Regions from separate parts of the Mus musculus genome. Here regions 1 and 3 are each linked to region 2. The links are chromatin loops, found by intact Hi-C in ENCODE. Cell type or tissue: heart. All regions are shown on one strand.

Region 1 (2,500 bases), 190 kb after region 2:
ACTGACCTAAGGAAGACAGGTGACTCATTCATGTACCAGAAATAAAGACTAATGAGCAGCGCTACCAGAAAGTGTTTGACAAAGCTGTAAGGCCTGTGGCACTTCCAACTGCTTAAGTTGTCTCAGGCTAAGTATCTTGTAAGGAACATGGAAAGAATGTGTGAACATCAGATACTTCCTGGAAGGACTCTAGCCAGTTAGCTGGATGCTCAGAGATGTGACAACAGAGTTGACAACTGTGGTATCACTACTGCCACTTGTGGACAAACATCTGAGGGCTGCAAAGGCTCCAAGGCAATCCACTGTCAGTGTGGAGAACGAAGCCCAGCAGCTTCCTCTAGAGACAGTGAGCCAACATTACTAACGGGCTGACTTCCCACAATAGCCAGTGCTGCAACACAGCACAAAACAGCCATGCTGAGCACACATGTGCCTTGCTTACACAGTAAGGGGAGCTAGGTAATTTCTTCAAAAGAAATTAATACTCCCTGTATTTTAGTAAATATTAGCTTTCCCCAAGCCCCCTACCCCCCCCCCTTTTTTTGAGACAGGGCCTCATCATATAGTCCAATCTGGCCTTAAACATTATAGGGGAAATATTTTCTTCAGTGATGCAGTCACTAATAAGATGCCCATGTTCCTTTATTGAACCCTTCACCCATACTCCTTTAAATAACCTTAAGCTTACTGATTCATTTAATCAAAAAAAAAAAAGATACAAAGGTAGAGAGGAACTATATGGAAATAGCAAGAGTGGGAAATAGCGGTGAAAGTGAACAACGTACATTACACAGATGCATGCATGAAGATGCCAGTGAAACCCATTATGTACATTTGATAATATGTGCTAGGAAAACTTTATTTTAAATCTTGCTAAGTCTAACCTTCCAACAATTCCATAAAGATCTCATCATTAAAACTGCTTTTCTTGTCTCTATAGATAGAAGCTTTCAAAGTACAGCCTATTTGCTGGATACATCACTAAGAATCGTTCCATCCACGGGAGCTCCCGCCTGCATTTTAAAGCAATACTGCCACCAGAAGACTAAAAAGAAAAGTAACCACTAACAACTCCAACTAATTACAGAATATTCACTTTTCTCCATCGGTGGCTACATAACAACTCCCTGATGCTGACCGGACACCCATTCCTCCTCGTACCTTACCGCACTCCTCCCCATTCCCGCTTCGTTTGCAGCATCAACTAAACCATAGTGTTTCAAATCTAAGTTCGTCCCAACTGCGGGAAAACAAGAGAACTGATGAGTGGTCAACGGCTTTCTGCTGTCAATTAAGGGAAATGTGAATAAATGCCATGAGATGAGCAGTCCTTCCGTGCGAAGGACCTGAATACGCGCTAACGGTGCTTTTGGGTGATCTCAACCTTCACGTAAAGACTACGAAAGAAAAGAGGGAGAAAGGGAGAGGGGAGAGGAAAAGAGAGGAGGGAGACGGGGAGGGAACGACAGAGGAAAGAGAGGGAGGAAGAGAGAAGCAAAAAAGAAAAAAAAAGGAAGAGAGGCGGAGAGGGATGAAGAGAGGGTAGAGAGAAAAGAAACTGGAGATTAAGTATAACAGCAAGAGATGAACTTGACGGTCCAACTTCACGCCGTACTCAAACGCCCCATCTCAGCGCAGGCGTTGCCATCGGGCGTAGACAAACGTTACAAAGTCTTAAAGCCTTGGGCCGCAAGTTACCACTTTGTAAAGCGCCAAGCAACACAGCAACGTGTCACCGAACCGCCGCCTGGGGCCGTACCCCAAGCCCTGGGGGGCGATGCCAGCGCGTCCCCGGACCCCGGCGGCAGCGCGCCCGCCCGCCCCGGCCGCGCGCCCGTTCGCACCGCCGCTCACCCGGTAGTTGCTCGAGCCCACCCAGCGGGTGAGCGCGTCCACGGTCTTAGCCAGGCGGCTCGGATCGTCCTCCAGGTCCGGGATGGCTCCGGGCGTGCCGAGGCAGAGCAGCAGCTCCTCGCCCGCCTGCAGCCGGCCGCTCACGTCCTTCTGCAGCACTTGGGCGCAGAAGTACTCGGCGCCGCGGGGCTCCATGGCCGCGCCCGCCACCCCTCACACGCCCGTCGCCCCTTACACGCCAACTTTCCTCGCAGCACCGCCGAGGCGCGGCGGTGAAGCCTCCGGGACGCGCCGACACGCAGAGACGCCGCTGCCTGGGGTGCGGCGGCCGGCGGGGGACGGCCCCCCTAAACTAATCAAACTCGGCGCCCCCCGGTCCCAGCCCCGCTTCAGAGGCTGCGGCTGCCGGCGACGTCAGCGCGCGCGTGACGTCAGAGCGACGCGCCCGGCCTCCAGCCCGGCCTCCCGGCGCGCCCGAGCCCCTGTGGGCTGCGGCCTGTGGCGCTACTGATGGCCCGAGCCTTGGGCTGTCGGGGCCGTGTGGGTCGCCTCGCGTGGGCGACCCTGGAAGGCCAGTGTGGGAATTCCGGCATCTCCGGCGATTCGCTCCGCCGCCATCATCAAGACTCAAAACTTTTTGGTACTT
Region 2 (2,500 bases):
CCGCTAGCCGCCCCCGTCGGCCTCCCAGGCCACGGCGCCACGCGGCAGGACCCCGACCCCGCGGCCCAGGCCCCGCCCGGCGGAGGCAGCCGCGCGCCCCTTACCTCATGCTGTAGGCGCCGGCGCCCAGCTCCTGCCCGATGCCGGACAGGCTGGAGTCGAAGTCGTGCACCAGCCCGGACTCGATCACCTCGTCCATACTGAGCACCCAGGCCATCTTCCGGCCTCGCCGCCGCCCCGCGCAGCGCGGCCTCCGGGTCCGGGGCGAAGGCGCCCGAGCTCCGCGGGCGCGTCCTGAGGGAGGACGCGGGTGAAGCCTCCGGCGGCGCGGCGAGTGGTCACCTGCGGCGGCGCGGGACGCGGCTGAGACGAGAGCGGCCGAGGCCCAGCTGTCAGGGCACAGCGTGCGGGCCAGCAGCTGCGGCGGGAGCGACCGGGCCGCGAGCCGCGCCGCCCTCCCGCGGCCGCCGGCCCCGCGCCTCATGCCGCCGCCCGCCCCCGGCGCCGCTCCCGCGGCCGCCGCCCGCCCCGCCCCACAGCCCCAGCGCGCATCCCCCCGGCACGCCCGTCACCCGCTCCCGGGCCGCGCCCCCCCCCCCCCAGCCCTCTGCCCGCCCGCCCAGGCTCCAGCGCCCCTTCGCCCCGGCCAACCCCGCCGCCGCCGCTCCGCCGGCCCGGACGCAGCTTCGATGCGGCTCCGGCTTGGGCTCGCTCGCCGCTTCCGCCTCCTCCTCCGGCCCCGCCCCTGCGGCCGCTCCCCTCCCAGGCCCGCCCCTCGCGGCCCCGCGCCTCGCGGCGGCACTAGCGCCTGGGCCGAGCGGCGCTGCCCGGCCCCCGCGGTGTCGCGGCCTGGCGGCGGAAGAGGTGTGACCGGTTACGCTCGGCTGACTGACAGGTCTTCTGGGCAGTCACGGCGAAGCGGCCGGAATGGATTCCCGTGAGCCTCTGCGTTCCCGGCTGAGCCACCAATCAAAACGCTCTTCCCCTCCGGGACTAAATTGACTGCCATAAGTAAGAGCTCATTGGCCCGCACTGGAGGAAGTGGTTCCAGGTCCTACTTCCGTCGGTTCTGGGAAATACCCTTTCGTCGGCTTTTGCCCCCGCTCCAGAGAAAAGCGGGTACATCTCGTCTGATGTAAGCTAGGTCTGTTGTGCAGAAGATCTTGATTGGCAGGAGAATAAGCCAGTCAGCCCTCCCTAAAAGGTCCCCGCCCCTCTCAACTCAACTTTAATCCGGAGGCAGAAGCATGCTGGTCTGAGTTCGAGGTCAGCTTGGTCTACTTGGCGAGCTCCGGCTGAATCAAGGTTATATACAAGGGCTTGTCTCAAAACAAAACAAAGCAAATTTGCAGAGCCCAGAAGATCTGGTGACGCACATAGCACAAGAGTGTGTGACACCCTCGTTATTCCTTAATCATGTGCGCTAACACAAACCATGCAAATTGCTGTGAGAGTTAACGTGAAGAAAACTAGTGTTTTTCTAAAACAAAAGACAACAAACAAACCCGGGAGGTTATGGTTCAGGTAGCACGAAGACAAAACAAACAAACAAACAAACAAACAAACAAAAACCACACACACACACACAGATACCCGCAGCAAAAGACAAAGAATACACTAAGCATAGAGACTTCCTATCTATGCCCAAGTGCTCCCTTTTACTGCTTCATGGAAGTCTGTGTCTGGGTATCCCTAACAAGCTTTGAGAAGAACTGCTCCCTCCAAGCCGGCCCTCGATTATTGCTTTTTTCACATAATATTGTTTCCAAAGGATTCGGATGTGGGTCCAGCAACGTTCATTTGACAGGTTTATTATTAACTGTTGGAAATAACGGGGGAAGGGGGAGTAATTCTCTGATTCTTGGGACAAGTGTAATTGTGCTATCATTTGTCTCTTTAATCAGTTTATGCACTAGAGTACTCACACATATGTAGAAGCACAGCCTCTGAAAGCTAACATTTGCCAACATCTAAGGTCAGGGCCAGGGTGATGGGGTGTGCTCTTTGTCCCAGTGCACTGGAGGACTGGGCAGGGAAGAAATCTCTGTGAGTTTATAGAAGCCTGGTATTCACAGTTGAGCTCTAGGCCAGCCAAGACCCTGCCTTAAAACAGCAAGGACTTTCAGGTTAATTCAGCTCACAGCTCTACTGAAAGACCTGGTGACAGAAATTATTGGAACTAGATTTATTCAAGACCATACCCAAAGAAAATGACTTTTCTCTGTCAAACATTCCTCTTTGGAAACAGGTTGAAATGGTGCATGCATGTTGTCTCAGTGGGTTTCTATTGCCACAGAGAGACATGACCATGGCAACTCTTTATTTAATTTAATTTAATTTAATTTTATTGAGTGTATGGTAGAAGAATGAAAATGGGTCAAAAGGGAGGGAAGGAGGGAGAGAGGGAGAGAGGGAGGGAGGGAGATCTTTCCTATGCTGGGACGATCCATGCCTTGGGAAGGAAGGCAGCCAAATGGGTTAGTGCATAGTCCGATGTGGT
Region 3 (2,500 bases), 470 kb before region 2:
AAAGCCAGTTGGCTGGAATTTCTTGGCTCTAATCTAACTGCTCAAGAGGGATAGCTACATAATTAAGAATTCCCGCGGAGATCACAAAGCAGCGTCTCAGGGTTCGGCTCTCACAGGGCACCTCAATTTCTTGCCTGGTGACTTACATCAGACTGGTGACACCTCCATAAATCCTTATCTCTTCCTGCCCATCCTGACACTCCAGATATATGGGTTCCTTTCCCCTACCTGTTGGAGCCTCTGCCCACTGGTTCTCAAGACCTCAAGCTCTGACGGAGCAGCCGGCACTAAATTTTCGTTCTCCTTAATCGAAAGCATTTTCAGCAACTGTTTTCCAGAAACTTAAACAAGTTTCAACTCTGGTTTTAGATAAACGTGTGCCATTTCCAAGAGTGTAATTTTTACAAGTCTACAAGGTTCAAAGTCTACTACCAAGTACTTGAACTTACCCGACTCAGTCCATCTGGAGGGCCCCAAGGTGACTCGCTCAAAGTGCAAATGAGTAGGAGCCCCGTTCCACCACGCCCTGTCCCCTTCGCAGGTTCGGTGCAGACCTCCCCAGGTGCGTGTCCCACGCGCCTCAGCCACTGCCCTGCCACCCAGACCTCGCCTGTAGCACTTGGCCTCTTCCCACCCTCCTCCCGCACCGCCAAACCCTAAAAGAAGAAAAAGGCTTCCAACAAACAAGGCGATGCACACCTCAAACTAAAAGCAGCCAGCAGGTGGCTAGCGAGAAACATGAACAGTATGTTTGAAAAGGGAGAAGTCTCTGAAAGCGAATATTCCTGTGACCCCACTGCAGGAGCCACTCCTGACCCCATTTTTTCTCCTTCCGGAGCGTTCCATGAAGCCCGAACTCCGCAAGGATCGCGCCCCACGCCACTGCCCGCGGAGCCCTCTAGCAGCCCCGCGCAGCCTGGACCCCTCTCCCCAGAAACCGAAGCTGGAAAGACTCAGGCGCACCTCAGCTAGCCCCCGACCGCGCTGCACAAACCGGGAAGCAGGTCCGTGCACACGGGACCGCCGCAGCGGAACCCACGCGCGCCAGCAACCAGGAAGGACGCGCGCCCCGCCCGTCCGGCCCGCCTCCTACGGGAGGCCCGACCACTGCCTGCGCCTCGGCGGCCTGCCTGCTCTGAGCGGGTGATCGAGGGTAACCCGGATCCCGACTTTGCAGAGCCGCGGCTTTCCTCGGCCTCTGCCCGCTTCCCAGCGGCGGAGCGTCCCCGCGCGGTGGCACCGGAGACTTACATAGATGCCGTGCGCAGCGCCCAGCAGTTGCAGCAGTGCCAGGAGCGGGAGCGGCGTACACAGGGGGACCCGGAGCATGATCGCGCCACGATGGGGTCTCTCCGTTAGGCAGTGGGCGCTCTGGCCAGCCGCTGCACCTCCGGGGGTTGTTGAGGACCCTATGCCAGGACCCGCCCCCAGCTCCGCCCCGCCCCGAGGCTCTGTGCTGCGAGTGGAGGTCCAGCCTCTGTAGGCCACGTGACTCAGAAGCAGCTGTGGTCTATGCATCTCCCACAACTGTGTTTCCTTCCGGAATGGCGGCACCCCTGAATGAGCAATGATGAAGTTCAGGGGCTGGCCATTCACAGGGGCCTTCAGCCTGTCCCGGCTGCCAGAAAAGAACTGAGCAGGGAAGAGGAAACCAGCCAGTCAGTCCTCAGTGCTCTGGCCTTAGAAGCCTAGCCCCTAAAACTCTCCCTAGCACGTGGTCTAACATTCACAAGGTGTGGTCCACAGGCCAACGAGACTTAAACATGGAAATGCAGACTCTGGGCCCCAGCCCAGAAACCCTGAAGTCCTAGACCCGGACCCAGCTCCGAGGTTCAGTGAAAGCAAAGGTGAAGAAGCACTGTAGTAGGTTACAGAGGAATTCTAAGTGTGACTCAGCTATGGCCAAGTTATTTTGAAGTGCCCTGATTTTTAATGAGAACAGTAGCCCTTCCCTCTGGCAACTTCTGATCTTCCGCCTACTGCCTCCTGAATGCTGGAAGTATAGCCATGGGTCATCACCTCTGCTTTAGTTGACGTTGACTTAAATATACATGAGATTTTCCCAGCTTTAATGAGTTGTAGTCAATAACAATATTCATTTATTTTAGGCATTATCTCATTTATTTATTTATTTATTTATTTCACTTACTTTTTGCAATGCTATCGGTGAGTCTCAGGTCCTCATTAATTCTAGGCAAGTACTCTACTATTGGGCCACACCCCTAAATCCCCTTTTTCTTTCTTTCTTTCTTTCTTCCTTTCTTTCTTTCTTTCTTTCTTTCTTTCTTTCTTTCTTTCTTTCTTTCTTTCTTTCTTTCCTTCTCTCTCTCTCTCTCTCCTTCTTTCTTTCTGTTTGTTTTTCTGAGGCAGCTTCTCACTGTGTATCTTTTTTTTTTCTGGATTTTTGAGACAGGGTTTCTCTGTGTAGCTCTGGCTGTCCTGGAACTCACTTTGTAGACCAGGCTGGCCTCAAACTCAGAAATCCGCCTGCCTCTGCCTC

Evidence for each region. Peaks named below come from ENCODE experiments on the same cell type or tissue, not always from the same donor. Only the 100,000 strongest peaks of a DNase experiment are listed, where the experiment ranks them.
Region 1: a loop joins it to region 2, with 6 times the contacts of the local background. A loop is called at or near these places in 7 of 42 quality-filtered maps.
Region 3: a loop joins it to region 2, with 6 times the contacts of the local background. A loop is called at or near these places in 2 of 42 quality-filtered maps.

The regions. Positions count from the first base shown.
Region 1 is chr9:113,741,230-113,743,729 of GRCm38, reverse strand. Clasp2 (CLIP associating protein 2) reads right to left here and starts at 2,257. Exons shown (of 40, transcript NM_001114347.1): 1 at 1,855-2,257. The coding sequence starts at 2,049. In heart, a CTCF peak has its summit at 1,041; DNase peaks (open chromatin) are centred at 1,919 and 2,379; H3K4me3 peaks cover 1,837 bases; H3K27ac peaks cover 1,386 bases.
Region 2 is chr9:113,929,371-113,931,870 of GRCm38, reverse strand. It overlaps Ubp1 (upstream binding protein 1), which reads right to left and starts at 559. Exons shown (of 16, transcript NM_001372510.1): 1 at 105-559. The coding sequence starts at 217. Gm39439 (a long non-coding RNA gene) reads left to right here and starts at 945. Exons shown (of 4, transcript XR_003948257.1): 1 at 945-1,144. In heart, no CTCF peak of the experiment used is centred here; DNase peaks (open chromatin) are centred at 240 and 960; H3K4me3 peaks cover 2,087 bases; H3K27ac peaks cover 1,809 bases.
Region 3 is chr9:114,400,021-114,402,520 of GRCm38, reverse strand. It overlaps Glb1 (galactosidase, beta 1), which reads right to left and starts at 1,443. Exons shown (of 16, transcript NM_009752.2): 1 at 1,252-1,443. The coding sequence starts at 1,329. It overlaps Tmppe (transmembrane protein with metallophosphoesterase domain), which reads right to left and starts at 1,426. Exons shown (of 2, transcript NM_001200002.1): 1 at 1,252-1,426. In heart, CTCF peaks have their summits at 706 and 1,235; DNase peaks (open chromatin) are centred at 1,110 and 1,450; H3K4me3 peaks cover 1,885 bases; H3K27ac peaks cover 1,611 bases.